2 separate regions of the Homo sapiens genome follow, and region 1 is linked to region 2. Evidence: read pairs that join two places in POLR2A ChIA-PET (ENCODE). Cell type or tissue: GM12878. All regions are shown on one strand. Each heading gives the region's core, and the rest is flanking DNA. Links, peaks and the distances in the headings are about the cores only.

Region 1 (11,634 bases), core at 2,955-7,954, 76 kb before region 2:
TTTTTTTTTTTGAGATAGAATCATGATCTTGGCTCACTGCAATCTCTACCTCCCAGGTTCAAGTGATTCTCCTGCCTCAGCCTCCTGAGTAGCTGGGATTACAGGCACCCGCCACCATGCCTGGCTAATTTTTATACTTTTAGTAGAGATGGGGTTTTGTCTTGTTGGGCAGGCTGGTCTCGAACTCCTGACCTCAGGTAATCTGCCCTCCTCGGCCTCCCAAAGTACTGGGATTACAGGCGTGAGCCACCGTGCCCGTCCCAGGCTCCACTTCTAATTCTAGTTCTCTTTCAATTTCTACTACATCTGCAGTTAGTTCCTCCAAGAAGTCTTGAACCCCTTGTAGTCATCCATAAGGGTTGGAATCAACTTCTTCCAAACTCCTGTTATGTTGATATTTTGGCTTCCTCCATTGAATCATGAATTTTCTTTTTTCTTTTTCTTTTTTCTGAGACTGAGTCTTGCTCTTGTTGCCCAGGCTGGAGTACAGTGGCACAATCTCTGCTCACCGCAACCTCCACCTCCTGGGTTCAAGCGATTCTCCTGCCTCAGCCTCCCGAGTAGTTGGGATTACAGGTGCCCGCCACCACGCCTGGCTAATTTTTGTATTTTTAGTAGAGATGGGTTTCAGGCCAGGTGCGGTGGCTCACACCTGTAATCCCAGCACTTTGGGAGGCTGACGCAGGTGGATCATGTGAGATCAGGAGTTCAAGACCAGCCAGGCCAACGTGGTGAAACCCTGTCTCTACTAAAAAATACAAAAATTAGCTGGGTGTGGTGGTGGGTGCCTGTAATCCCAGCTACTTGGGAGGCTGAGGCAGGAGAATTGCTTTAACCTGGGAGTGGAAGTTGCAGTGAGCCGAGATCATGCCACTACACTCCAGACTGGGCCACTCAGTGAGACTCTGTCTCAGGAAAAAAAAAGACGGGGTTTCACCATGTTGGCCAAGCTGGTCTCGAACTCCTGACCTCAGGTGATCCGCCTGCCTCAGCCTCCCAAAGTGCTAGGATTACAGGCATGAGCCACAGTGCCTGGCCTCAATCATGAATTTTCTTAATGGCATCTAAATGGTGACTCCTTTCTAGAAGGTTTTCAGTTCATTTTGCCCAGATCTATCTATGGCAGCTATATAGCCTTATGAAATGTATTTGTTTCTTTGTTACTTTATTATTATTATTATTTTAAATTTTAGAGCCAGAGTCTCTGTTGCCCAGGCTAGAGTACAGTGGTGTGATCATAGCTCACTGCAACCCTGAGCTCCTTGGTTCGAGTGGGCCTCCTGGCTCAGCCTTGTGAGTAGCTAGGACTGCAGGTGCACACCACTGCATTGGCTAATTTTTAAATTTTTTGTAGAGAGATGAGGTTGCACTATGTTATTATGTTATTCAGCTTGTTTTGAATACCTGGGCTCAAGTGATCCTCCTGCCTTGACCTCCTAAAGCACTGGGATTACAGGAATGAGCCACCATGTCTGGGCCCCTGTTTATTTTTATTTATTTATTTATTTATTTAGACAGAGTCTTGCTCTGTTGCTCAGGCTGGAGTGCAATGGTGTGATCTCGGCTCACTGCAACCTCCTCCTCCTGGGGTCAAGTGATTCTCCTGCCTCAGCCTCCCCAGTAGCTGGGATTACAGGCACCTGCCATCACGCCCAGCTAAGTTTTGTATTTTTAGTAGAGACGGGGTTTCACCATGATGGCCAGGCTGGTCTCTAACTCCTGACCTCAGGTGATACACCTGCCTCGGCCCTGTTTTTTAAAATAATTACAGTGACAGGTCAAAATTACTCCTGATCCTTGGGCTGCAGAATGAATGATGTGTTAGCAGTCACGAAAACAGCATTAATCTCCCTGTACATCTCCATCAGAGCTCTTGGGTGACCAGGTGCATTCTCCATGAACAGTCATTTTTGAAAGGAATGTTTTTGTGAGCAGTAGGTATGAACAGTGGGTTTAAAATATTTAGTAAATCATGATGTAAGCAGATGTGTCATCCAGGCTTTGTTGTTCCATGTAAAGACACAGGCAGAGTAGATTTAGCCAAGTTCTCAAGGGCCCTAGGCTTTTCAGAATGATAAATGGGCACTGGCTTCAGCTTAAAGTCACCAGCTGCATTAGCTTCTCATGAGAGTCAGCTTGCCCTCTGAAGTTTTTTTTTGTGTTGTTTTTGAGACAGAGTCTCGCTTTGTCACCCAGGCTGGAGTGCAGTGGCACGATTTTGGCTGACTGCAACCTCCGCCTCCCAGGTTCAAGTGATTCTCCTGCCTCAGCCCCCCGAGCAGCTGGGACTACAGGCATGTGCCACCATGCCTGGCTAATTTTTGTATTTTTAGTAGAGATGGGGTTTCACCATGTTGGCCAGGCTGATCTCGAACTCTTGACCTTGTGATCCACCTGCCTCAGCCTCCCAAAGTGCTGGGATTACAGGTGTGAGCCACTGCGTCCAGCCTTCCTTTGAAGTTTTGAAGGCAGGTATTGACTTCTCCTCTCCAGCTATGAAAGTCCTAGATGGTATCTTCCTCCAATATAAGACTTTAAACTACAATGAAAATCCGTTGTTTAGTGTTGCCACCTTCTTCAGTGATCTTAGCTGGATCTTCTGGATAACTTGCTGCAGCTTCTCCATCAGCACTTGCTGCTTCACCTTGCACTCTTATGTTATGGAGATGGCTACTTTCCTTAAACCTCATGAGCCAACTCTGCTAGCTTCCTGCAGCTTCCTTATCTCTCTCACCCTTAACAGATTTGAAGAAAGTTCGAGCCTTGTTCTGGATTAGGCTTGGTTTAAGGGAATGTTGTGGATGGTTTAATCTTCTATCCGGACCACTAAAACTTTCTCCATATCAGTAATAAGGCTATCTCACTTTCTTTTTTTTTTTTTGAGATGGAGTCTTGCTCTGTCACCAGGCTGGAGTGCAGTGGTGCCATCTTGGCTCTCGGCAACCTTCACCTCCTGGGTTCAAGCGATTCTCCTGCCTCAGCCTCCCAAGTAGGTGGACTACAGGCGAGCGCCACTACGCCCAGCTAATTTTTGTATTTTTAGTAGATACCATGTTTCACCATATTGGCCAGGGTGGTCTCGATCTCTTCACCTCGTGATCCGCCCACCTTGGCCTCCCAAAGTGCTGGGATTACAGGCATGAGCCACTGCGCCTGGCCAGTGAAGGCTTTTGTGATGAGTTAAAACATGGTGGAAAAGGTCAAAGGGGAAATGAGCACCTGCGAAGAGGATCCAAACCCAAGGGGCACCCTGGCTTTATAACAACACACACTCATGGGAATGAATTCATTTCCCCGAGAATCAATCCAGGCTCATGAGAGTGAGAACTCACTACTGTGAGAAGCACACCAAGCCACTCATGAGGGGTCCAGCCCCATGACCCAAACACCTCTCACTAGGCCCTACCTCCCAATACTGCTACACTGGGGATTACATTTCCTCTTTTTTTTTTTTTTTTTTTTTTGAGATAGGGTCTCACTCTGTTGCCCAGGCTGGAGTGCAGTGGTGCAGTCTCAGGTCGCTGCAGCCTAGACTTCCCTGGGCTCAAGCGATCCTCCCACCTCAGCCTCTCTAGTAGCTGGGACTACAGGTGTGTGCCACCATGCCTGGCTAATTTTTTTTTTTTGTAGAGACAGGGTCTCACCATGTTGCCGAGGCTGGTCTCTAATGCCTTGACTCAAGCAACCTGCCCACCTTGGCCTCCCAAAGTACTGGGATTACAGGCATGAGCCACCGCTACCAGTTGGGGATTAAATTTCAACATGACATTTGATGGGGACAAACAAAAAAAAACCATATCCAAACCATAGCATTGACTATAGTTAATAATAATGTATGGTATACTGGAAATGTGCTGAAGTGTTCTCAGCACAATGGAAAAAAGGTAACTATGTGAGGTGATGAATATATGAATTAGCTTGATTGTGGCAATCATTTCAAATTGTAGGCATATAGTAAACATCACGTCATACACCCTAAAATAGCCAACTTTTATTTGTCAGTCATACCTCAGTAAAGTTGGGAAAAAGGCTTTGGCTGATTATAAACAGTTCTGGTGAAACACATCATTCAGTATTGCTACGTCCTAGGCAAGGGCTGCTAATGTGCTCTTATGAGGGAATGCTGGGTGAAAGAGTATGTGTGTGTGGGCACACAGAGTGTGTTTGTGATATTACAGAGAATAGAGTCAGTGGAGAGATGGAGGCAGAGTGCATTTTGGAGTGTAGCATGCCTTTTGAGAAATAGGGCTGTGAAGGTAACAAACAGAAGGCCAGAGCTGGAGATGGGTAGTCAGTAGAGCTAGTGAGAGGGACAGGTTAAGATGCTGGAGGCCTTGGGTGTAAGTGATGAGGGGAAGATCCCGAGGGAGGAGATAAAATCTGGAGAATGCGTGGAGGAACTGGCCTTACATCTGCATTTTCCCATCCAAGTACTAACCAGGCCTGGCCCTGCTTAGCTTCTGAGATCCGATGAGATTGGATGTGTTCAGGGTGCTATAGCCGTAGACAGATCGTGCATTCTCAGAGTGGGCAACCACATCTTAGATATTGCAATGATTCGTGGCCCTCGAAAGGGTCAGAGTACACAAACATATATTAAGGGGTTAAAATTTCACAAGGTAGCAGGAGCGGGGAGCAATTAGGAAAAAATGCCTTAGGGCCAGGCATGGTGGCTCACACCTGTAATTCTCAGCACTTTGGGAGGCTGAGGCGGGCGGATCACCTGAGGTTGGGTGTTTGAGACCAGCCTGGCCAACATGGAGAAACCCCCGTCTCTACTAAAAATACAAAATTAGTCGGGCGTGGTGGTGCATGCCTGTAATCCCAGCTACTTGGGAGGCTGAGGCAGGAGAATCACTTGAACCTGGGAGGCGGAGGTTGCAGTGAGCTGAGATTGTGCCATTGCACTCCAGCCCAGGTAACAAGAGTGAAACTCTTTCGCAAAAAAAAAAAAAAAAAAAAAAGTCATAAAGGCTCCATAAGGGGGCAATGATGGAAAAAAGTAGAGGAACATGGCCTGAAGTAAGAGAGACAATTCTTCCTTCGTAATAGGAAACAAAGCAAAACAAATGGAATTGGCAGCAAATCAACTTGAAAATGACGTGTGGGGAAATATCCCATTTGATGAATTGCATTTTCTTTGTGAAGTGCTTGGCAAGGATCTGGCTTCTGAGGGTCAAGGAAGTTGTAGGGGCATTTCAGAGATAGAAGGAGAGTGGAGAAAGTTTGAATAGACTCTGAGGGCATAAGAGAGAGAGCTGAATGAGGGGCTGGGATAGGAATGCTTGGCATGGCTGAGACACTAGGTGAAAATTGGTGATCATGAATTTACCGCCTGAACGCATGCACCTGAACGTCTTCCATTCACTTATTCTGGAGCTGGCTCTACTCGACATTTCCTTTTTTTAATTTTTTTTTTTTTGAGACAGGGTCTCACTGTGTCACCCACACTGGAGTGCAGTGGTGCGATCTCGGCTCACCGCAACCTCCGCCTCCCAGGCTCAAGCGGTTCTTCTGCCTCAGCCTTCTGAGTAGCTGGGAGTACAGGCATGCAAAACCATGCCCAGCTAATTTTTGTATTTTTAGTAGAGACGGGATTTCACCATGTTGGCCAGGCTGGTCTTGAACTCCTCACCTCAAGTGATCCACCTGCCTCAGCCTCCCAAAGTGCTGGGATTACAGGCGTGAGCCACCACACCCGGCCTCTAACATTTCCGTAAAGAGATTGGGAGGCCCATCCTGGCACCCCCCTTCAAGCCCCCACTGCTAGACTAGTCTTCAGGGACACAACACCCAACCCTCGGACTCTCCTTTCAGGACCCAGCTGGAAGACCAGCCAGAGTATTTTGTATTTTTCATTCTATCTGGAAGAAGCTCAGCTAAAAGAACAGTTGAGCTGTAGGGTCCAACAGTGGGCATGAGGGGCAGCAAAACTTCACCCCTTCTCTGGGATCCCCGGCAACACCCCGTCACTATTCCATGCTCTGTTTATTTTTCTCTTTGCTCTAAGGTTTACCTTGTAATCCTTCATTGTTCAAATCGCTGTCACTGATTGATAGAGAATTTTCATGTCTTGCCTGCTGCTGATGGTGTCTTTGTTCCACCCTGAGCTGATCCCTATTTGGCAGCTATCATTAACACAGAGCTGGTCCATGTCACAGACTTTTCCTGAAGGTTTAGAAGGGCAGGGACCAGGGTGAAACTAGCGAGGCACTTTCCTTGAGTGCCACATTTAAGGGGGCACCAAAAACTCAGTGCTCAAAATAAATAACGATTTAATGCAATATTTAAAACACCAAAATGAATGGAAGAAATCCATAATGAACAAACTATTAGAATTTTAAATAAGAACAGGATCAACTGTAAAGCTTGATATTAGCCATCTATCATCTTCCTAACATACTTTTCTTTCTTTCTTTCTTTTTTTTTCAGAGACAGCATCTCGTATGTTGCCCAGGCTGGCCTTGAAAGCCTGGCCTCAAGCCATCTTCCTGCCTCAGCCTCCCAAGTAGCTGGGATCACAGGGTTGTGGCATCACAGCTGGCTATATTCTTAACATTATTTTGTAACCATTCCAACCCCCAGAAATTTCTCTCTGGCTGACTTGATCCACAGCGCCTCCATCGCCATCCCTGAGTGCCTTGTTGTGGAAAATCTTACTTTATCTTGGTTCTGTTTGGTATAATCGGGGAAAGTCTGTATTCTTTCATTATGTAAAACAACTTATCTCTCATTGTTTCATCTCCTTTCTGAGCTCTGCTCTGCCAGCTCTCTTTCCAAAACCAAAATGGCTCTTCAAGTTATTTTGTAAATAATAATGGGCCATCTACTTCTTAACATAAATGAATGATTTTCCAAGGTCAAGTTCTCTGGTTTCACTGACTTCTCCACCAGTGTCTGTAAACTGAAAAATGCAGATTGACTCTCTTAAGATTCATACATTGCCTTCCTACCCTCAAGAACAATTGGCTACAGTCAGGGCTGTGTGTGTGTGTGTGTGTGTGTGTGTGTATGATTTTGATGGAAGCAAGAAAAGTAATGTGTTCAATTTAATCCCACAAAACCCTAAGTAGTAGATATTATTTATCTCTTTAACAAATGAAGGGATACACTTCATTTATTCCTTCTTTAGTTTCTTCATTAATGGCCTTGAAATCCTAGGCTCACCTGATCCTCCCACCTGAGCCTCACGAGTTGCTGGCACTACAGGCCCTCACCACCATGCCAGGCTAATTATTTTTTTATTTTTATTTTTTGTAGAGACAAAGTCACCCTATGTTGCTCAGGCTGGTCTTGAACTCCTGGCCTCAAGTGATCCCCCTATCTTGGCCTCCCACAGTGTTGGGATTATAGGTGTGAGCCGATGTGCCTGGGCATATATGTTTATTGTGCACCTAGCGTACACACACATGCACGTGGCATTAGTCTTTGTTCCAGTCATTTTCTGAGAAGGAGTGTTTAAGAGGTACATTTTTTGACATCTTGCATATTTGAAACTGTCTCTATTCAACTTAAACTTGATGGTAATTTGCCTAAGACTAGAATCCTGGATGGGAAATAAACTTCTCTCAAAGTTTTGAAGGTATGTTTGTTAGTAAAGGTATAGGCTAAGCTCTGTAACAAACCTCCCCCAAATACAGTGACTTAAACATCTGATTAATAGTTTCTATACTGGCCGGGCCTGGTGGCTCACACCTGTAATCCCAGCACTTTGGGAGGCCAAGGCGGGTGGATCACGAGGTCAGGAGTTCAAGATCAGCCTGGCCAAGATGGTGAAACCCCGTCTCTACTAAAAACTACAAAAATTAGCCAGGCGCGGTGGTGGGCCCCCGTAATCCCAGCTACTTGGGAGGCTGAGGCAGGAGAATCGCTTGAACCCGGGAGGTGGAGGTTGCAGTGAGCTGAGATGGTGCCACTGCACTCCTGCCTGGGCTACAGAAAGAGACTCCATTAAAAAAAAAAAGACTTCCTATATTGTCATTGTCTCTAATAATCTCCACCTCTCTCTCTCTCTCTCTTTTTTTTTTTTACCACTTTCTTGGAAATTTCCACCTCTTCTATTGAATTAAAACTTTTTTTTGCTATTGAACATTTTCTGTCTTGTTCTGTGATTGTTGCTTTCAGAAAACATCCTGCTTTTGTTTCAAAGATGCTAATCTTCTCTAGTATTTCTGAACATAGTAAATATAGTTTAAAAAATCTGTTTCTTCATTATTCCTATTTTCTCTGAGTCCCTCTTTTTAAATATCTGTTGATCCTTGATTTTTTTTTTTTTTTGAGACTGGCTCTGTTGCCAGGCTAGAGTGCAGGGGCGCGATCTCGGCTCACTGCAACCTCCATCTCCTGAGTTCAAGCAGTTCTCCTGCCTCAGCTGGGATTACAGGCATGTGCTACCACGCCCAGCTAATTTTGTATTTTTAGTAGAGACGGGGTTTCACCATGGTGGCCAGGCTGGTCTCGAACTCCTGACCTCAAATGATCCACCCGCCTCAGCCTCCCAAAGTGCTGGGATTACCGGCGTGAGCCACCGCTCCCGGCCCCTGATCCTTGACTTTATTTAAGAGTGAGGCAATAAAAAAAGATAATCCGGACTGTTGGTGGGGTTTTTCAATGTAATGAGCAGAGATCTGGTCAATTGATAATTGACACGGTTCCTCCCACAGTCAGTATTTGTAGGTCTTTTCTATTGGGATGCTTGGTTTCTTCGGAGACCAACCTTCTAATTTCCCTTTTGGGGTGTAGATGCCCAACCATCAGCATTATTGGCAGTATTTGAAGAGGACTGGGGAGTCACCATTCAGTGTGTTGCTTTTGTTACATTTTCTTTTGTTCCACAGGGCACATTTACCTGATGTCCGAAGTCCAGCGTCCCCCTCTGCTCTAGCAGACGATAAACTTCTAGTCTTCTGCTGGAGAGGAGGGAGAATTGCCTGACTTAGTGGATGATAAAGGAATATGGGGGCCATTTGCTTTTTATATGGACTTTCTTTTGTTTGTTTGTTTTTTTGAGACGAAGTCTTGCTCTTGTCCCCCAGGCTGTAGTGCAGTGGTGCGATCTCTGCTAACTGCAACCTCTGCCTCCTGGGTTCAAGCAATTTTCCTTCCGCAGCCTCCCGAGTAGCCGGGATTACAGGTGCTCGCCACCACGCCCAGCTAATTTTTGGTATTTTAAGTACAGACAGAGTTTCACCATGTTGGCCAGGCTGGTCTCAAACTCCTGACCTCAGGCAATCCACCCGCCTTGACCTCCCAAAGTGCTGGGATTACAGGCGTGAGCCACCGCGCCTGGCCTTTATGTAGACTTTCAATCAATTCTACTGTGTTCAGCCTCATGTGTACCCCTACCTTCAGTAGTTATTGGTACAGTAGCCCCCTTTTTCTAGTGGGGAGACCTTCTAACTTCCAAGATCCCCAGTGGATGCCTGAAGCCATAGACATACCAAATCTATAGATACAGTCAGCCCTCCTTATCCATGGGGGCAGAACCCATAGATCCCAACCCACCGTGTATCGAAAATATTAGAAAAAATTTGCATCTGCACTGACCAGAATTCAAAATTTTTGAATTTTTCCTGTCATTATTTCCCAAATAATATAGTATTACAACTTTCCATATAGCATTTACATCATATTCGGTATTATAAGTAATCTAGAGATGGTTTAAAGTGTATGGGATGATGTGTATAAGTTAAATGCAAATACTGCACCATTTTATACAGCATTTGAGGATTCAGCATCTGAGGATTTTGGTACAAGAGAGGGGGGACTTGTCTTAGACTGTAGGAGGTCCTGAAACAGTCTCCGCCTGGATACTGAGGGATACAGTACTAGATTTTTTCCTATATCGTACATACATCTCTATGACAAGGTTTAATATATCAATTAGGCCTAGTAAGAGATTAAGAACATTAGGAATAAACAAATATAAATGCAAATTAAAAATAAAGAAAAAACTATAAAAATAATTAGCTGGGCATGGTGGCGGGCACCTGTAGTCCCAGCTACCTGGGAGGCTGAGGCTGGAGAATCGCTTGAACCCTGGAGGTGGAGGTTGCAGTGAGCGAGATCATGCCATTGCACTCCAGCCTGGGTGACAGAGCGAGACTCCATCTCAAAAAAAAAAAAAAAAAAAAAAAAAAGAAGCAAAAAAGAAAACTGAAAAAAGAGGGGAGCAACAACAACTAATATAAAATAGAATAAAATAGAATATAATAGAACAATTGTGACAATCTAACTATAATAAAAGTTGGGTGAATGTGGCCTTTCTCAAAATATCTGATTGTGCTGTGCTCACCTATTTTTGGGCTGTGGCTGACTGCAGGAAACAGAAACCAGGGAAAGCAAAACCACAGATGAGGGGAAACGGCTGTACTCCCCTTCCTGAGTCTTTCTAAGGGTTTGTGCTTATTGCTTTTCCTACATACTGCAAGCATTTGACTTTTAACTTTCCCTGGTCTGCTGAATTGATTACCCCTTGTTTATCTGCTTTCAGCTTCCAAAATATAGATGCCATTTCTTTCTTTCTTTCTTTTTTTTTTTTTTTCTTGAGACGGAGTTTCGCTCTTGTTGCCCAGGCTGGGATGCAATGGTGTGATCTCGGCTCATTGTAACCTCCGCCTCCTGGGTTCAAGCCATTCTCCTGCCTCAGCCTCCCAAGTAGGTGGGATTACAGGCATGTGCCACCACGCCTGGCTAATTTTGTATTTTCAGTAGAGACACGGTTTCTCCATTGTTGGCCAGGCTGGTCTCGAACTCCTGAACTCAGGTGATCCACCCGCCTCGGCCTCCCAAAGTGCTGGGATTACAGGCATGAGCCACCGCGCCCAGCCAGATGCCATTTCTCATATACTTGTGTATCTTTGCAACTCTCTTTGTATTGGTGGGCTTATGTCTTCCTTTTTAACCCATCAACTGGCATTTTAGTGGGGAGGGAGGAGAGTGAAGAAGGGAGCATTTGTTCATTCCTTCATGATTAACTGCAAAACATTATTTCTTTAAATAGTGCCTTCCCCCCATTTTTCTAGTCCCTCCTTTTTGAACTGTTGGAAGCTGATTAGAACTTCTGGACCTGTTCTCCATGTTTTTCAATGTTTCTTCCTCACATTACAAAGCCTTATTCTATGTGGTGCACTTTCAGAGAACTCCTTAGCTGAGTCCTCCAATTCACAAGTTGGCTCTTCAGCTCTGTCCATCCTGCCATTGAGTTTTAATTTCAACAGTTATCTTTTTTTTTTTTTTTTGAGACGGAGTCTTGTTCTGTTGCCCAGGCTGGAGTGCAGTGGTGTGATCTCGGCTCACTGCAAGCTCTGCCTTCCAGTTCACGCCATTCTCCTGCCTCAGCCTCACGAGTAGCTGGGACTACAGGCGCCCGCCACCACGTCTGGCTAATTTTTTGTATTTTTAGCAAAGACAGGGTTTCACCGTGTTAACCAGGATGGTCGCGATCTCCTGACCTCGTGATCCGCCCGCCTCGGCTTCCCAAAGTGCTGGGATTACAGGCGTGAGCCACCGTGCCTGGCCAAATTTCAACAGTTATCATTTTTTACTTTGAAGATCACTAATTGCTTCATTTAGTAACTTCCAGTTCTTGTTTCATGATTATACTACCCACACTTACCTCTTGGAAGATATTCA
Region 2 (11,634 bases), core at 3,535-8,534:
GATTTGTGTTTTCCTGATTAGTGATGTTGAGCATTTTTCATATGTTGGTCATTTTGTATATCTTGAGAATTGTTGTCTATTCATGTCCTTAGCCCACTTTTTGATGGGATTGTTGTTTTCTTGCTAATTCGTTTGAGTTTGTTGTAGATTCTGGATATTAGTGCTTTGTCAGATGAATCTTCTGGCCTCCATTGTTTTTGATGAGAACCCTGCAGTCATTCAAATTATTATTTCTCTATGGGAAATACATTGCTTTTCTCTGCTTGCTTTCAAGATTTTTTTCTTTGGCTTTAGTTTTCACTAGTTTGATTGTGATTATCTGGATGAGGATTTGTTTGTTTTATCCTGTTGGTGATTTGTTGAGATTTTCGAAGCTGTAAGTTATATCTTTTATGAAATTTGAAAAATTGGAAGTCGTTATTTATTTTTTTTGTGCACCACACACTCTTATCTTTCTTTGACTCTGATGACATGAATGTTAGACCTTTTGGTTTTGTCCTTCATGTCCTTGAGACTCTATTTACTTAAACAATTTTTTCTTGATGTCATTCAAATTGCATAGTTTCTATTGAGCTATCTTCAAATTCACTGACTGTTTCCTTTGCTGTCTCCATTCTGCTGCAAGCTCACTCAGTGAGCTAAAACTTTTTTTAAAAATTTATTTTATTATTAATTTATTAATGGGGTACAGGTGGTTTTTGGTGACATGGATGAATTATATAGCGGTGAAGTCTGAGATTTTGGTGCACCCGTCACCTGAATGGTGTACATTGTACCTAATGCATAGATTTTGTTCCCTTGGTCCTCTTCCCACCCTCCTGAATCTCCTTCTGAATCTCTAAAGTCCGTTATATCACTCTGTATGCCTTTGCGTATTCCTAGCTTAGCTCTCACTTATAAGTGAGAACATACAGTGTTTGGTTTTCCATTCCATTATCTCCTAGGGGGTTGGAATGGTAGAGGTTTCTTAAAGCTTATCTCCTTCTCCCATCTCATGCACTTTTTATTTATTTATTTTCCCCCAGTATTTTATTTACTGGTTTGATGGTTCAGGTTTCAGGCCAGTAGAAGAGGTGTCCCTGAGTAGGAATCGGTTGTGGGTAAAGCAAGTGGGTAAATGAAGACCCAGGCTTGACAGAGGTGGCTGGAGGAGCCCTCGGTGAGTCACAGTGAGGTCTTATCAGGGAGAAGGGTTGGAGCCACCTTAGCTCCCCTGCAAGGTCAGCAGGGACGTTTTCCACTTCTTAGATATGCTCCTGTCCCAGCGCTCTGGCTATTCAGATCAGACAGGCACCTCTTTTCATCTGTAGGTGTTGGTGTTCCAAATAGAGAGGAATTGTGACTGTTTCTTGTGCAAGCCTGATCCTGGAGGGTGCTCCTCTTGTGGGGATGCAGTCGCCTTGATGTGTTCCAGAATGGCCGTCTATAGTTGCATCCATGTCGAGCTCCTGTGGGAGAAGTCCCAACTGTGCATATGGTGGTGAACAAGGGGGGAAAGACTGCCTCTTCTCCAAGATCCTTCCCATGCACCAAAGCTGTCTGACTGTTGCGATAGAGCTGAAGGCTTTCCCCGCTGAGCCTAGCACTTCAGCTGCGCCTCTGCTCAAGGAAGCTTTCCACCAGCGGAAGGATCTGATGCTCAAGGCCTGCCATCCCGATTCTTTGGTCCCACAGGGTCTTCCCTTGATGGGGCGCACTCCCCCTTTCCCTATGAGTGGGAGTCCCTGTGAGCCACGCTACTGTGAATGTTGTTGCTCCTCTGGGTCTAGCTGCCCAGTGACGTTGCCACCCTCCAGGCTGGTGTTGGGAAATGCCAGTTGTGAATGCCAGTTTCCCAGAAGTGGGTAGCAACACCAGCTCTACTGGGGGTAGCAGGGGAGTGACGTAGACTCTGAAATTCCTTGGTTATTGGTAGCCATAGTATGTTGGCTTTCTTGAATGCTAGTTATAGTAGTAATGAGCTGGTCATGTGGACTCAGGACCTCCTGGTTAGCCGGAGTGATGCAGGCAGTGGTAATAGCTGAGATCATAGAGCCTCCTTCTTCCTGGGTGCAATGTTATTCTACCAGGAGATGCTGTAATGGACTGTGCTGGTTGGCCTCCAGCCAGGAGGTGGTGCTTGCAAATGAACACCGGCTGCGGTAGGTGGGTGTGTGGGGGGGGGGGGGGGGGAGGGGCGTGGTGGTGGGGGCGTGGAGGGAGGAATACTCTGGTTTCACAGGCAATAGTCAGGGCCACAGAGCTCTCAAGAGATTCTGTCCTTTGTGTTAAGCTACCAGGGCAAGTGGCGGGGCAAAGCGAGATGGGGGCTGCGTCGGTCAGGTTTGTGCTCTGATTCTCCGTGTGCAGGGCAAGCAGCAGCTCCTGTGAATGTTGGGGGATGGAGTGGGTCTCAGGCCACTGGGTTGATGTTCTTCTGCCCCCGCTGCGCAGAAGAGTTTGTGCAGAGTGGGGAGTAGCAGGCAGCGGTGAGCCCCCAATTCCCATGCACTCAGTGAGGCAGATCTACTACCACAGCTTCCACTGGCAGCGGCGAGCTGAATTCCAGCCAGTCTGTAATCGGAACTTGCCACAGTTATAAGCTTTCCCCACGGGAGATCGCAATTGTGGTTTTCACGCCACACCCTTCCCTGTCCTGCAAAGCCGGCACCCGAGGTTCCTGCACCCGCGGCTTCCGCACTCACGGCCCCCTGCACTCGCAGCCCACTTTTCACTCTCCCACGCCTGGCCCTGGCCAAGGGAGTTGGTCCCCACCCAAGGTTATGTATATATATCATGAAACCCCTCGGGAGCTTCGTTCAACCTGCGACCGCCGTCTAAACTTTTTGCCTGTCCTCCACGGGGGTCCCCTGTGAGGAACAGTAAGGAACGGCTGCCCTCCTGTGTTGGGATTTGGGAGTGCACGCAAGTGTCTTCTGCCACTGCTCCTATTTTTATATTCCGCCACCCTCCCCGAGTTGGTCCCTTTGCTGGGTGGGGTTAGGGCCTTCCTCCGTGTCCTGTACTTTCAGGGTCCCTGGTGGGGGTGTGTATCCCAGAGGCAAAAACTCTTCCCCTCTCACACTCTGGGACTCACAGTCCTTCACCTGACTCACAGTGTAGACTGCAGCCTCCTGCGTCCTTCAAAGCGTCCCTGGGTTTTCCTGTTCAATGACTGCATCGCCTCTTGAAAAAAGTTCACAAAGTGAATGTCTCTACACTATTTTGTCCTTCCACGTGGGAGAGGCGTGCCAGCAATGCCTCTCATCCGCCATCTTGACAGAAACAGTTAAAAAACCTTATTGCATTTTTCAGTTCTGAAATGTTCATTTGGTTCTCCTTTATATTTTTCTATTTAGTTCCTGAGGTCTTCTACCTTTTCAACAGTGTTTGCCCCGACTTGGAGTATTTTATAACTTCTCTTCATAGTCATCTATGTCTCTTCCCATGTGAACTGAGATTTTCCTGTCTTCTTATGATGAGCAATTTTGGATTGTATCCTAATATTTTGAATGGTATGTTATGAGACAATCTTGTTTATGTCCTGTGGAGAATGCTGGTATTTTTCTGAAGCATTGACCTGGTTGAGTTCAGCCCACGAGTTCGAATGAGTCTTCCGCGGTGGTTTCAATTCTAGTTCTGTTTTCCAGGCCTTTGCAATGCTATTTGGATCTAGCCCATGCATGTGCCACCCAGTTAGGAACCTGGATGGGACCCTATCTCTGAATTCAGCTCTCAGTCTTTAGTAGTTTGGTCCGTGATCTAATCTCTGTTTGTGCAGTTTAGGAATGAGCCCCTGAGCTTATAAACAATATTTTGGGGTTTCCTTCCTGAGCTCCTCTCTCCCTGTGATCTCCTCTGTGCTTTTCAGTTTCCTGGCATTTTCCTTTTTGGTCCTTCAGCCAGAAATTTAGGGCCTAATTTAGCCTACCTTGCTGTACACTTCTTGCATCTGTGCCCTCATTCGGGGTCAAGTGATAAGAGGAAAGAGAGAGGAAAAAAAATCCACGGAGGTGTTCCCCGCGCTCTTGGGACCACACTTCTTCTGATTGGAGAGGAAGATTCCCCTTCTTCAGACTGCACGTGCTTATCGGCCCCCGCTGCTGTTGTCATTTCCAGGAGACCCCTTTATCACTCCCTTATCCCAGAACTGAGGGCTTTCCCTAAAGCTTGATCTGTCCATGCTGACTTGCACCTCTAGGTTTTAGGCTGCCTTGAAGTCAGTCTAGGAGTTCTGCAGGGAAAATCTAGTAAGCTGATTACTAGTTTTCCTTCTGCTTTCACTCCAACCCCCGTGATACTGCTGCTTCACGCATTCTGCCCAGGTCTTCATTGTTACATTCAGTGGCAGAGAGGAACCAGCATATCTGCCTTTAAAAAAATACTACAAATTATAAAGCATGCTTGTTTCAACCTGACACTGTTGCTTTTGGTTTCTTTACATATTACCACGTTCTTGGCATCTCAGATAACTTTTATAGTATTATTTTTCCTTTTCTTTCTGAGCACATTACCAAAAGTTTTTGTGAGGCAGGTCTTTCTTTAGAAGTAAATTTTCTCATTAAAAAATGATTGAAACCATTTTTTTTAGAGTTCTGCTGAGTTCACATTTCTTGGTTGACCAATAATTTTTTTCAATACACCGAAGACCTGATTCTGTTATTTTCTGGCTTCCGTTGTTGTTGGGAGTTTTGTTGTTGTGCTAATTCTGGTTCCTTTGTAGGTGATCTTTCCTTCCTTTTTGCCTGTATTCCAGATTATCTTTTGATCTGCGGTGTTCTGAAGTTTCACTCTGATGTGTCTAGTTATAGATTTATGTTCATTTTTTCTGCTTGGGATGTACCAGTCTGTGGGGTTTGATGTGAAGCCTGCAGAACTGTGTACCAGTTAACTCTCTTTTCTTCATAAATTATCCAGCCTCAAGTATTTCTCTATAGCAATGCAAAAATGGCCTAATCCACCTTCTTTGTGTCTTTTTACAGTTTTTGACTTGAAGTTTATTTTATCTAAGTGTAACTTCTCTTACTCCTTTTTGGTTTCCACTTGCATAGAATATCTTTTTCTATTCCTTTAGTTTCAGCCTATGTGCATCTTTATGAAGTGAGTTTCTTGTAGGCAAAATATAGTTGGATCTTGTTTTTTTTTTAATCCATTCAGCCACTCTGTCTTTAATTTGGAAATTTAGTCAATTTAATGTTATTATTGATAGGTAAGAACTTACTATTGATATTACATAGTTGTTTTCTGGTCATTTTGCAACTCCTCTCTCCCTTACTTTCTTTTTTACTGTCTACCTTTGTGCTTAAGTGATTTTCTCTGGTAGTATGTTTTAATTTCCTTGCTTTTTATTTTTAGTGTAGCTATTATAGGTGTTTGCTTTGTGGCTATTGTAAGGCTTACAGAAAACATCTTATAACACATTATTTTAAACTTAACCAGTTGTCATTTAAGATGAAAATTAACTTTAGTCACAAAGAAAAGGAGAAAAACTGAAGAAAACTTTACACTTTAACTCCATCTCCCTACATTTTGACTTTTCATTGTCTCAACTCACATTTTTTATAATGCCTATCTCTTAATTTTCAAACTAGAGACAGGAGTAGCTTACACATCACTATTGCAGTATTAGAGTATTTGTCTATTTGTCTATGTACTTGCTTTTACCAGTGAGTTTTATACATTTAGATGTTTTCTTGTTACATGTTAGGATCCTTTTCTTTCAGAATGAAGAGCTCCCTCTAGCGTTTCTTATAGGATAGATCCGCTGATGATCAACCTTGTCAGTTTCATTTGTCTGGGAAAGTCTTTATCTCTTTCATGTTTCATGGATAGTTTCTTGGATATAGTATTCATGACTGAAAGTTTTTTTCCTGCCAGTTGTGGTGGCTCATACTTGTAATCCCAGCACTTTGGAAAGCCAAGGCAGGAGGAAAACTTAAGTTCAGGAGTTCAAGACCAGCTTGGGCAACATTGGGAGACCTTGTCTCTATAAAAATTGAAAATTAACCAGGCTTGGTAGCTCATACCCGTAGTCCCAACTACTCGGGAGGCTGAAGTGGGAGGAGCACTTGGGCTTCAGGAAAATAGAGGCTGCAGTGAGCCATGATTGTGCCACTGCACTCCAGTCTGGGTGACAAAGTGAGACTCTGTCTCAAAAAAAAAAAAAAAAAAAAAAGTTTTTTTCTTTGCATTTTGAATATGTTTCCCATTCTGCCTTGGCCTGTATGGCTTCTGATGAAAAGTCTGTTGCCAGACAAATCAGAGCTCCTTTACATGTTATCATGTTATTGTCTTCTTTTCTCTTGTTGCTTTTAGGATCCTTTCTTTGTTCTTTTTTTTTTTTTTTTTTTTTTGAGATGGAGTCTCGATCTCGGCTCACTGCAACCTCCACCTCCTGGGTTGAAGCAGTTCTTCTGCCTCAGCCTCCTGAGTAGCTGAGATTACAGGTATGTGCCATCATGCCCAGCTAACTTTTTTTTTGTATTTTTAGTTAAAGATGGGGTTTCACCATGTTGGTCAGGTTGGTCCTGAACTCCTGACCTCATGATCCACCCACCTTGGCCTCCCAAAGTGCTGGGATTACAGGTGTGAGCCACCGCGCCTGGCCATTTCTTTGTTCTTGACCCTTGAGAGTGCGATTATTATATGCTTTGGGGTGGTCTTATTTGGATCTGAATCTATTTGGTGATATTTGAACTTCCTGTACCTGTATATTTATTTCTTTCTCTAGGTTTAGAAAGTTTTCTGCTATTATTTCTTGGAATAACTTTCTACACCTTGCTATTTCTCAACTCCCTCTCAAATTCCAATGACTCCTACATTTGCTCTTTGGAGGCTTTTCCCTAGATCTAGTAGGTGTTTTTAATTTCTTTTCATTCTTTTTTTCTTTTCTGTGTGCATTCAAACAAACAGTCTGAGCCTTAACATGCAAATTGCTGCTCCAAGATGGCCTACTAGATGCAGCCAGTAGAAACATCTCCCAGTGAGGGACCAAGACATCAGGAAGACTGGTGCACTCCTAGCAGATCTTCAGAGGGAAGGCATTGAGAGTGGACAGAGGGAAGGCACAGAGGCTGGGCTGAAGGGGAGGAAGCTGGGAACCCTGAACAGGGATACTGCACACCAGGACTCATTCTGGCCCCCACTGATTCCTGTGGAAGGGGTGAGTCTAACAGGCAAGGAGCAGCCCACCCTCACCATGGGCCTCCAGAATCCCAACAAGAGGAGAGCTCTCAACCACCAGATATACTTGAGTTGGCAGGAAGAGATGTCTAGAGAAGGGGTAGGGGCAGAAATCCTGCTGGTGCAGAGCCCAGAGAGTTCGGTGCAACAATGTCTGTACTGGAGTACAGCCAGGGAAACCCATGTCCCTAGGCTTGACTTGCTCCCATAGGACACTTTAGCCCTAGGGGCACAGTCAGACCTGAACTCTGAAGGGTGGTGTTGCCCATGAGACAGGACCAGTTTGACCTCAGCATCCCTTGGTCTGCTGGCGTCTCACAGAGCCCCAGCCTGGCTGCACCTGCCTGCAGTGCAGCTCCCAGATACCTCCTTGGGGGCCCACATCATAGCTCCTGTGCTGGTGGACCATGCCTGACCAATATATGGATCCAGCAGAGCAGCCTTCACAGATATGCACCAGGCTACCCTTGCCCTCCCTTAACTATAGCCTCCCCCATGCAGCTTTCTCTGTACACACTCACCTGTGGCCACCCACATTGCTTTGCCACTGCATGTGTTTACAGGCAAACTTTGCCTTTCCTTCCCCACCAGTGCACATGTGTGCACACCCTGCCATGCCACTGCTGCTGGCATGAATACACTCCGTTCTCCTGCCCCTCACCATACCTGTCAGTGTTGGTGGGCATGGAACACACCAGCTCTGCTACCAACAGTGCCCTGGCCCTGTGCCAAAACTGCAACTGGCACAAAGCTAGGCATGGAGAACAGCGAATCCCACCCCTTCCCTGAGCAGCCACCACCACCGATGTGAGCACACACACAACTGCACACACAGTCCTGCTCCCAACACCACCCTGTCTCCATGCTAACACCACCGCCACAAACACATGCATGGTCACTGGCAGAAGACCCTTGTGCCGCCCAAGCCATGCTACCTCTTTTGCTGCTATGAATGCCTGCATGGAGGCTGGTACCCCAGCACCCACTAGCATCCTGCCGCAGCCAAGGAGCATTCACCTTACCATGGTGCCACTGCTGTTGCTGCTGGTAAGTGCAGATGAAAACTAATCCAGTGGCCACCACCCTATGAGTAACTGGAACTCTAGTAGGAACGTAAACAGATATAGACACTTTGGGAAACAGTTTGGCAGTTTCTACAAAAGTTAGGCACACATATACCATGTGAACCAGTCATCCCCAAGCAAATTATTTCCCTTATAGATATTTACCCAACAGAAATAAAATCATATGCCCATACAAAGACTTGTTCACAAATGTCCATAGCAGCTGTATTATAATTTATATATATGTCAATATTTTGACTATCACAAGAGTCAAAAACCGGAAACAACTCAAATGTCCATCAGCAAGTGGCAGATTTTTCTTAAGTTGCAGTATATACATATAGTGGAACACTACTCAACAGAAAAGAATAGTGAACTGTGGACACAGGTCACAACAAAGATAAATCTCAAAATAATTTTGCCGAGTGAAAAAAGCCAAATAAAAAACCCTGCATATTTTATAATTCAACTTATATAAAATTTGAGGAAATGCAAACTAATTTATAGTGACAAAAAGTAGATCAGTGGTTGCCTGGGGTCATAGGTGCAGAATGCAGGGAGGAAGGAACCATAGGAAGGGGTCATAAAAGGGCACAGGGACACTTTCAGAGTTGATGGATATCATGGTAGGTAGAAAATGTCCATGTCCTAATCCCCAGCATTTGTGAATGTTTTCTTACATGGTAAAGAGACTTTGCACATGTGATGAACAATCTTGAGGCCAGGGGCGGTGGCTCACGCCTGTAATCCTAGCACTTTGGGAGGCCCAGGCGGGTGGACTGCCTGAGCTCAGGAGTTCGAGACCAGCCTGGGCAACATAGTGAAACCCCCTCTCTACTAAAATACAAAAAATTAGCCAGGTGTGGTGGCGGGTGCCTGTAATCCCAGCTACTCTGGGGGCTGGGGCAGGAGAATCGCTTGAACCCAGGAGGTGGAGGTTGTAGTGAGTCGAGATCACGCCACTGCACTCCAGCCTGGCGACAAGGTGAGACTCTGTCTCAAAAACAAACAAACAAAAAAAACCAACTCACCAGAAATATGTTGCTAAGGAGCAAATAAAACATGTATCCAAACACTTCCATATGAGTTTAAAATACTTATGATAAATCAAGAAAAGGGCAAACATGTCTTCTAGAGCTGGGATACACTCATCTCCTCCCTTAGACAACAGAACTCCAGGTTTGCCAGCCTGGATTCCAGGACTTACATCAGCAGCTTCACAGGTTCTTAGGACCTTGGCCTCACACCAAGAATTACACAATCAGCTTCCCTAGACCTGAGGCCTTTAGACTTGGATTAAGCCATACTACCAGCATCCCGGAGTCTCCAGTTCACCAATGGCCTGTTGTGGGACTTCTCAGCTTCCATAATCACATGAGCCAATTCCCATAATAACCCCCCTCATATATGTGTATGTGTGTGTATATGTATCTATAAATCTATATTTATATATATATCTGTGTGTGTAATCTATATGTGTGTCTCTCTATCCTATTGGGTCTGTCTCTCTAGAGAACTCTAGTACACAACTATTGCCTGTTTAATAATGACAATTCAGGTAGTAGAAGTACACACACATTTAAGAATAAATTTTTAAAAGATATCAATAAAAATTTGGTGATGAGAGGGAGGAAATATCTACAAGCCAATTTCATCATTGCTCATACTAAGAAATATTTTAAATGAGGAGATTAAGGTCTTTATATCAAATAGAAACTATAAAGATTATTGCTAGATCAAAATTATAAACCTTCTTGAATAGTCTAACTGCAATAAGAAGCCACAGAGTAAAACATTATAATTTATATATATAAAAAATCACATGAAAAACTTAAAAATAGAGCATATCAATAGATGTAAATGATGTAAATGAACATAGCATGTATTACAAGAAAAATATTTTCATATTAGATTACAAAGAAAAACCCAACTGTCTACTATACACAAAAGGTACATTTAAAATAAACTAATTCTGGAAGTTGAAAATAAAAGGATGGGCAAATGTATAACAGACAAAAAAAGTATCACTCATAATCTTAAAATTAGATATTATAGGCCAGGCACCGTGGCTGACACCTGTAATCCCAGCACTTTGGGAGGCCAAAGCAGGCAGATCACGAGGTCAAGAGATCGAGACCATCCTGGTCAACATGGTGAAAACCCGTCTCTACTAAAAATACAAAAATTAGCTGGGTGTGGTCGTGTGCGCCTGTAGTCCCAGCTACTTGGGAGGCTGAGGCAGGAGAATTGCTTGCTTGAACCCGGGAGGCGGAGGTTGCAGTGAGCCGAGATCATGCCATTGCACTCCAGCCTGGTGACAGAGCAAGACTCCATCTCAAAAAAAAAAAAAAATTAGACATTATAGAATTCAGAGCAGAAAGCAAGGCTACGTGTTTTTTTTTTTTTTTTTTTTTGAGATGGAATCTCGCTCTGTCGCCCAGGCTGGAGTATAGTGGCGTGATCTCAGCTCACTGCAACCTCCGCCTCTCGGGTTTGAAGCAATTCTCCTGCCTCAGCCTCCCGAGTAACTGGGACTACAGGCACGTGCCACCATGCCAAGCTAATTTTTGTATTTTTAGTAGAGACGGGGTTTCACCGTGTTGGCCAGGATGGTCTCGATCTCTTAACCTCGTGATCTGCCCGCCTCGGCCTCCCATAGTGCTGGGATCACAGGCATGAGCCACCACGCCCAGCCTTTTGAAGGCTAGAGGGAATAATTCACAATAAAAATATAACAATAATCCATATCAATATAAAATAACAATAGCAATTTTTATGGTAGAGAAAATAAAAGAGATTTACAAACAAACACTGACTTTGATTATGCCAACTGTTTCCTGCCAGGGATTCTGATTGCTATGTGTGTGTCCCATAAAAATATCACACATGTCATCTTTTATGTTCTCTCTTATTTTGCTACCTAAATGTTCTTAAGTATGGTGACCACATGTTAAATATGCAGAGCCACAAGATGAAGGGAGCCTGAGTCCCTAACTTAGTGAAGGAGGACTACGCACCAATTAGGAACCATTGTTTTAAATTTATCAGGAGTGAAACAAAAGAACAACTATTGTCTTTGAACCATTATTTATTTGGGCTGATTTGTTACAGCAGCTGTTACCTTAACAATGTACCTTCTAATCAATTAATGAGAAACCCAGTCATTCTCCTATGGGCCCTTCCCAAAAGCCTAGAGACAGAGTTTCCAGCCTATTTGTTTAAATATTAAGGGTAGCTTGTGAGTGAAAATCAGGATGACTTTGGGAACCAGGGACTCCCTGGAATGGGTACCTGCATGGCAGAGAACCATTAAGGAAAGTGGACAACCAGGAGACTATGATGTCATAGAAAGTAAGAGATAAAAGTATTTAAGCAAAGTGAAAGTGGCTGTGTCAAATGCCACCAAGAA

Evidence for each region. ChIA-PET counts read pairs that join two places held together with the same protein. Peaks named below come from ENCODE experiments on the same cell type or tissue, not always from the same donor. Only the 100,000 strongest peaks of a DNase experiment are listed, where the experiment ranks them.
Region 1: POLR2A ChIA-PET joins it to region 2 with 6 read pairs; 6 of 35 experiments call an interaction of 5 or more read pairs at or near these places.

What each region holds. Positions count from the first base shown.
Region 1 is chr17:6,980,339-6,991,972 of GRCh38, reverse strand. ALOX12-AS1 (ALOX12 antisense RNA 1) reads left to right here. Exons shown (of 3, transcript NR_040089.1): 3 at 6,433-6,850. Among named protein-coding and RNA genes, the nearest start is that of ALOX12, 9.9 kb to the left of the region's middle. In GM12878, for the core only: no CTCF peak of the experiment used is centred there; no DNase peak of the experiment used is centred there.
Region 2 is chr17:6,905,271-6,916,904 of GRCh38, reverse strand. No RefSeq gene overlaps it. Among named protein-coding and RNA genes, the nearest start is that of TEKT1, 79 kb to the right of the region's middle. RefSeq lists an enhancer at 2,041-2,610. In GM12878, for the core only: a CTCF peak has its summit at 5,724; a DNase peak (open chromatin) is centred at 5,752.